Linked DNA regions of Homo sapiens: region 1 is linked to region 2. The links are chromatin contacts, found by Hi-C or POLR2A ChIA-PET in ENCODE. All regions are on one chromosome and are shown on one strand. The core of a region is the stretch at or near the end of the contact, and the rest is flanking DNA. Distances in the headings are between cores, read along the strand shown.

Region 1 (3,806 bases), core at 222-2,721, 440 kb after region 2:
ATTTTTTGTATTTTTAGTAGAGACCGGGTTTCACCGTGTTAGCCAAGATGGTCTCGATCTCCTGACCCTGTGATCCACCTGTCTAGGCCTCCCAAAGTGCTGGGATTACAGGCGTGAGCCACACTTCTAATGAAAAATGCTAGCAGCTCCCAATTACTAAGAACTCTGTGCCAAGCTCTCTGCTGAGTGCTTTCTATACATTATACCATTCACTCTTCACAAGCGCCCTGTGAGATAGACATTATTATCCCCATTTTACAGATGAGAAAACTGAGGCTTCATAAATTTAAACATTACTTGAACAGCCAATAAAATTATAGATATTTACCAGACTTTTCTGTAAGGTATTATTAATACAATGGTAAGCACTGTCATGGATGCAAGAAAATACTGGAATTTAAATGACAAAGATTAAGTCACATAAGAAATGAAAATTGATGAGGCAGGTCTAAGCAGGAAGTCCCAAGAGGGCAGGAACCAAATCTGTTTTGTTGCAAATTAGGTCTGGCATAATATCTGGCCTATAGGAGATGCTGAATCAACAGTTGTAGCTAAATGTAGAAAACAATACGTAGCAAGTGAGTATATTAGAACTCTCTGAACATTTTATCTCCAGAGCACTTGGTTAATCAAGGTTCAAGAAAAAAATGGTCCCAACTCTGCCACTACCATTTCAAAGCTCCTTGACCCAGGGTGTTTCAGGTAAGCCATAGTTCCATGGCATGTGCCTCTTCTTTTTATTTGGGTCTGGCACCAGAGGCTGAATCAGAAAATCTCCATTTCCCTTTGTCCCTATTCTGCCATGGACGCTTCCTCTGCCAAACATTTCATAGTTCCTTTATGGCCGCATGATATTTTTCAAGGGAAATGATTGGCAAACAGCCAATACCCCTAATGCAGAAAAGATGCCAACATCACTCCCAGGTTTAAATACCTTCAAGGAGACCCTCAACTGAAGTGGTCCTTACAACCAATCTGACTTTTTTTCACTCTCTTTTTGTGGGAATATCTTTTACACGAGGCTTAGAGGGAAAAAGGAAAAAATAATAATAAGAAAACGTAAAGAAAAAGAAAACCTGCCTGAAATGAAAAATTCCAATCTTGCCTCTGTAAAAATCCTTCAAGCCCAGTCAGCTGCCCCTCCCCCTTGATCCAAGCCTCTGTGTTTCCCGGCAAAGAGGTTAGAAAGCTGTTGAAAAACATTCTCCTGCTGAATTGAGACTGACATCTGACAGAGCTCGGTGGTGTCCTAACTTGAGTGAATTTAAATGACAAGCTTGGCTTTATAAGTAAGGGATCCTCTTTTACAATAGAACAGCATGATTGCTTCATGGCAGAGGGGGAAAAGAGGGAGAATCAAAGTTTTCTTCAAATCCCCAGTGGTGCCATTGACCTGTCAGAAGGTTGTGACCCACTCCTGTTAATCCATGCAAATCAGATGCCTCCAATTTGCGGTGCTGATTGGAGTACCACACCTTTAAATTCAGGAAGCGGCCTTAGAGTGAGGTTCCGATCACAGAGTTCAGTTCACCTCTCATTTTTTTCTTCTTCAAAAACATGATGACAGCTGACTTCCTTCCCGCCCTGCCCTTACTCAGTCAGGGAAGACTGTCTGATGGTTTCCTGATTAGCATCAAGGCAAAAGCAGCATGTTTTTCATAGGCTATCGCTATTACCTAAATTATAGGCCTGTTGCTCTCAGCATTTTCCCCCCACAGACAGGTTAATATACACATCCCACTGGTATTATTGCTTTGCGAAGTCACCCAGTCATTTTTATGACATAGAGGGGAGAAGGCCTGGAATTCCCCGGAAGAGGCTTCAGATCCAGATGAGAGACTCTTACACAACCAGAAACGCCGTTTTCTAACCATCCCATTCAAAACTTAACAACACTTCCCACGTTCAATGCCATGTGCCGTGCATATTTTAAACCATGGGTAATTTCAAGCAGAAACATTCAGAAAAAGAAAATGAAAAGGCTGGTATTTTGGATATCAGGAATATGTGATTGCCCACACGATTCGCACATTACTCAAGTTGTCCCCAAGTCATCTTGAACTGGCTACTTAAACAATGTAAGTGACCAGAATTTTTGTGCATCATATCAAGGTAATTCAAAATTCTAGTGAGAGGAGGGATTATTTAAAGGACTTCAGTGAATTTGCATTTTCCAAAGCTTGGAAAATAACTTTCTTAAAGAACCCCTGAACCATTAACATATCTGAGGAATAAATAATTGTAATAACCATTTGCCCATATTTTAGAAAATATACTATTCCTAACACCAAAAAAAGATGCCAAACATAAAACAAATCGAAATAAACTAAAACAAAAATATAAAGAAAAACTCTAGCTCTACTTAAGAATTTTTTTTTTTTTTTTGAGACGGAGTCTTACTCTGTCACCCTAGTTGGAGTGCAGTGGCTTGATCTCAGCTCACTGCAACCTCTGTCTCCAGCGTTCAAGAGATTCTTCTGCCTCAGCCTCCTGAGTAGCTGGGATTACAGGAGTGTGCCACCACACCTGGAAGATTTTTGTATTTTTAGTAGAGATGGGGTTTCACCATGTTGACCAAGCTTGTCTGAATCTCCTGACCTCAGGCAATCTGTCTGCCTCGGCCTCCCAAAGTGCTGGGATTACCGGCCTGAGCCACCAGGCCTGTTCAAGAATTTTAAAGACATAAATAATATATAATTCTTTCAAAATAGGAAGACTTTTAAGACAAAAGAATATATATGTATGTATATATATATATACTTTCAAGATAGAAAGACTCAATTTAGTAGAGATGTCAACTTCCCTAGTCTTTAATACATTACTCAACTTTCTAAAGACATTATTTTAACCAAAAATATGATTCATTCATATACAAGAATAAATAAGCAATAATAGTCATGAAAATGGGGGATGATTATATAATTAAAACACATTATACAGCCATAGCAATTAAAATCATGCAGTAAGAGAATCAAACTAGATCGACCAATCAATGGAACAGAACAGAAAGCCATGTGCCTATATATCCCTAGTTAGGGTGGCTATTCAAAATAGCAGAATTGACACCTACATTGTCCCTGGAGCTCCAGTCTGGAAGACATAATACCACACTCACTCCTTTAAATGCACCAGAGAAGCCCCTTTAAATTGATAGAGAAGGGTCTGAACTGAGGGGGAAGGAAAGGAGGGGACACTTAGAGCAGCAGATATTTACCAATCAGCATGGAAGCATTTTAAGATTTTAATAAGGGCTATAGTCATATTGTAAGTATCAGTGGAATATCTACCCTATATTTACTGATAATAAATGAGGCATTCTAAATCATTAAGAGAAAGTGAGCTTATTCAAAAATTGCCACTTAAATAAATGTTATTCAGAAAAAAATTGCTGTATCTAATTTATTTCTAAAAATAAATTATAGAAACACTAAAGAGGTTACATGTAAAAAGTGAAATCAACAAAGAACTAAAAGAAAATATAGGTGAAGATTTATCTGACCCTAGAGTAAAGAAGACATTGTTAAGCACAAAGCAAAAGAAAGACTCTAAAACTGGAAATGATTAATAGACTTAAGTATATTAAAATTGTACATCTCTGTAAAAAAAAATTTAAATTGAAGGGCAAACTGGAGGAAAATGTTTGAAAAATGTTTTTAAAAAATAGGTTCTCTAATGGTTTTTAAATATATCCACAAATTCTTCAAGAGGTGGAACTTCGTTTCTCTCTCCTGAATGTGGGCTAGAGTTAGTGACTTGCTCTTAACAAATAGAAGAAGACAAAAAGTGCAATGTGTGACTTCCAAGAC
Region 2 (4,117 bases), core at 933-3,432:
CAACTTGTTTACTTAACAAATTTGTCTTTTATTCTCATAAAGGACCATATTTCATGATTCTTAGATGAAAATATTTAACATCTCTGAAATTGGGATATGTCTTACAATTCACAATGCCTGCCTAAGACAAAGGTTTGCATGCAGGTAGCTTATTTGAGAATGGATTTCTAGGGCCAGGAGAGGGCAAGTGAACAAGAAGTGGGGAAAGGTAATGCAAGGTGATGTTATTGAATGGCCTAGCCTGTATGTGACTAGTAATTCACCCAGGACCTTCTGTGGAGAGTTTTATGAAATTTGGCTTAGAATCATCTGCTGTGAGGACATTGTCTACAGTTGGTTGTGGGTTGCTCCATGGAGCATGACCTCCCCACATCCTTAAGTTGCAGGTGTGTAAATGTCAAGGCTGCAGGCATTCTGCAGTGCAGTGTCAGAGAAATTCTGGGGCAGGAAGCAGTCAGAAGCAGGCCAAACACTACACAGAACTGTTGTAGGTGAAGTGGTGCACAAAGGATATGTGCAGTGTATGGTTTAACTGGCCATGCTTTTTCTTTCTTAATTCTACATACAATAATGGTATATCTTACATAACACCTTATATCTTATAGCTTCATAACACCTTAGATTTAATGGAGCAAAATGGACTGTTGACATTGCAAAGATGCATTTTGTTGAGATGAGATTTGAATAAGCAACATTAGTAAAACTAAATTAAGCCATTTTCCACAAGGCAGAGACTGCAATTCTTATTTCTTATTTCTCTTCACTGGAATTGTGTAGGTAAGTTTCCAAAACCAAGACTTTACCTCTACTATGGAAAATATTCTACCTGAAAATAACTAGTACAGTATTCCATCGTATACGCTGGTATAGGGGAGCATTTCTTTTCTTTAAAGAATTGAATCTTTATTTCAAATGAAATCTTTTTCAGAACTCTGTTACATAAAACAGATAAAAATGGAAATGCGCTGATTGAAGCAGAAATGGGGAGGGGGTGTTCCCAGGACCCCACAGCTCTGTTTTCTTATCTCCTGTGTAGGCTTCTCAGGCCTCTACATGGAGCCTTAGAGTTCCAACAATAGGGTTAAGAACATGTAATAGACAGGAGACTTGCTGCCTGCCCCCTGCCCCCAAGGCATTTACGTAGTGTCCATTCATTCTTGTTTTAAAAACAATTCTAACAAACTCAGTAATATGGTTTCCCAGCTTGTAACAGATTTAGAAGCAGTAATTTATATGGAATAAATAGCTATTAAAGGTTGGCGTCATGATCTTCACACAGAGTGGAAGCTGGAAGCTAAGAATATAACTGCAAAACTCCAAAGTGCAGCTTTTAAAAAAGGGTGGTATTCAGAAATATTTAGCATGTAGACAACAATTCGATCCACATCAGTAGTTTGCAAAGATGTCAGTGTACTATGGAACATGGAGGAAGTATTTAGGATTATATGAGTACTTCTCACATCTTTTATTTGGTATAATTTTTAAGGCATCAATGTGTATAATTTAGAATAATTATAAAAAATAAATCAAGTATATTTGATAAAGTATCATTTCAGTTACATGGAACATTTTTGTGAGTAGAATATTGTATTTCTCAAATTGTTGAATAAGCCATACATCCCTGTGTGTATCAGTATTCTTTTACCTCTAAGGGGTAGGAAATGCAAGTAAAACCTGTATATAGATGAAGAAAGTAGTTGAACATCAAGAAGCTTTAGCTAGGGTTTGATCCAGCAGCTTACTATGTTACCAAATACCTGATTTCTTTCTGCTTTCCATTTTCACTTTAGGCCTGGCCCCCTTCATGGCCACAGTATGACTTGTTGCTTTCTCATTCACATTCAGCAGGAATGGGGAGGAAGATAATGAGGAGAGAAAGGGGGAGAGAGAGAGAGAGAGAGAGAGGAGAGAAGTTGGTTCTCCTTCCTTAGTCATTAAGCAAAGATACTCTCTCTGATTGGACCAACATAGTTCATGTGTCCATCTCTGACACAATAACTGTACTATACTGTACTCTAGGGATGAGATTATATTAATCAATTTAGGCCAGTTAGGGCTTGACTATTAGCTGAAGATAGTGTTAATTCCCCCAGACCCCATAGTGATACACGTGGAGAAACAAATGTTCCTCCTGTTACCTGGGAGGGTAACAGACCATGTCCACAGCACTGTTTCTCAAGGTAAGTATTGATCAACTGGACTCTGAGCTCAGTGATATGAGGAATCATTTCTTTTTTTGTCTGTTGCTGTAGCCCCAGCATGAGCACAAGACCTATCATCAGAGGAGCCCAATCAATATTTATTTATTTATGAATGAACAATGGATTTTTTTTCTGTGCGGAGAAATACACAAATTTTTATTTCATTTTCGCACTTCTTGCTACTCCCTGGTTGCAGTTGTTGAGGAGCTATTTCTGGCTTGACAAGAAGCAGGAAGTATCAAGATCAGTCACTGAACAAAAAACATTTCCTCCTGAGGTTTTTAGCACTATTTCCAAAACAAAAGAGAATGAAATCAGTTGGAATAAGACAAGAAGAAGTCAATCATTTATTTCCCGTGCTATGAATGTTAAAAAGAAGAACGAGGAGGAGAAACAGGAGGGGAGGGAATAGAGAGAGGGACAGGGAGAAGAAAAAAAATGGAAAGGAAGAAAGAAAAGAAGAAAGGAAGGGAGAAAGGAAAGAACATCAGGAGAGAGGGAGAGAAGGAAGGGAGAAAGAGAAGGAGAGAGGGAGGGAGGGAGGAAGAACATATAACTAGAATCTAGCTCCAGTGCAAAGGTACTTGGAAATAGTGGTTAGCCTATGACATCATTTGCTGAATGATAGTTCAGTGTGTGTGTGTGTGTGTATTTTCTGATAAACGTCAAGCCTAATTTGAGGCTTTAACATTGACCAAACAGCTATGAGAATGTGGATAGCAAGTTATAAATCACCCAGCCATTTGGGTGTGGATAAAAGTTCCAAGCCAAATACCTGAGTGTCCACTTCATAACGGGTATAATAAGGCTATTTGAAAGCATGACCTAGATCCCAAGCTATACTTTTTTTTAAGAGAACTCTGTGACGTGTTTATATGCACATATTGGAATTGTATCCAAGGGGAAAAAAAACAATTGACTTTCTGACTTTGTAGTCTTTCACTGACTTTTAAGGTATTTCATGAAATGAAGTAATAACTTCAAGATCAAGGACATTTTCCTTTGGGTCTTCATCAATTATTTCACTTTCTCTTGGCAAGGGCCTCCACCCACTTCTTCCAAAGTATCAACCACTGGGCTGATGCTGCACTGGAAAAAATTACTGTCCCTCTCTCTCTCTCTCTCTCTTCCTTTCTGGATGCATGTTCATGCCATTAAATTGTTTTAATCACTTCAACTTTTACTATAGTTTGGCAATAGGTATGTCACTGAATTGTATGTTTCCAGTTTAATGCATTCAGAATGCATTCAAGTAGCTTCCAATGCACTTACTCATTGCTATTCAAATGAGATAACCATATTTCAAAAAACAGAGCTCAGAGAGAGGGATGAGGTGACTAATGGGTTATAGGGGAAAACCATCTATCAAGACACACTGGAGACTGGACAGATGGTGAAGAAATACCCCCAAGTCCATTTCCCCAGCCCTGGAAGGCCCACTGATTTTATTTCCAGCAAACACACACCTTGGCTAGCTTCCCCTCACAAGCTTCTGGCTAATTTTTCCTATATTAAGATCTTAGAGAAGTAGGAAACTTACCTGTTTCTCACACCGAAGTTCATGAAAAAGCCAACCCCATAAGGAGCCAATCTTAGGAGCCCTAAGCAAGTGCTGCCAGTTACAGAGACAGCAGTGGCACAGCACTCATACATAGTGCTGGTTTTTAATGAGTGTTAGTAGGACTAGGACAAAGTGGAGTTTGGGGCAAACATTCAAAGTAAATAAAGTTTGTTCTCTTCACCCTACTTCTATTACTCATCTTTTAGGTCTCCAGGGCATCTTGTAACTCCATGAATGCCCAAGTTTCAGTGCTGAACTTCTCTCTTTCTTTGAGAAATTAAGAAATTGACGCAGCTTCAGGCCGGACATAGTGGCTCAAGCCTGTAATCCCAGCAATTTGGGGGGCCGAGGCAAG

The links. Hi-C counts contacts between places; a loop is a spot of excess contacts on that map. ChIA-PET counts read pairs that join two places held with the same protein, here RNA polymerase II (POLR2A). Pooled maps may share reads with other maps.
Region 1: a loop to region 2 is called in a map of B cell, with 5 times the contacts of the local background. The contact joins two enhancer-like sites. A Hi-C loop is called at or near these places in 1 of 168 maps with a recorded cell type or tissue (B cell), 2 of 37 single-sample maps with no recorded cell type and 1 of 50 pooled maps. POLR2A ChIA-PET finds 5 or more read pairs at or near these places in 1 of 52 experiments (OCI-LY7).

Annotation. Positions count from the first base shown.
Region 1 is chr5:158,956,925-158,960,730 of GRCh38, forward strand. All of the region lies in intron 6 of EBF1 (EBF transcription factor 1), which reads right to left. Among named protein-coding and RNA genes, the nearest start is that of EBF1, 140 kb to the right of the region's middle. RefSeq lists enhancers at 896-1,758, 1,487-1,556, 1,587-1,636. Within about 2 kb of position 1,472, at least 5 of the 41 ENCODE cell types and tissues checked have a DNase peak (open chromatin) inside an H3K27ac peak, as active enhancers do; they include B cell and OCI-LY7, where a contact is called at or near this core.
Region 2 is chr5:158,511,254-158,515,370 of GRCh38, forward strand. No RefSeq gene overlaps it. Among named protein-coding and RNA genes, the nearest start is that of LINC02227, 100 kb to the left of the region's middle. Within about 2 kb of position 2,183, at least 2 of the 41 ENCODE cell types and tissues checked have a DNase peak (open chromatin) inside an H3K27ac peak, as active enhancers do; they include B cell and OCI-LY7, where a contact is called at or near this core.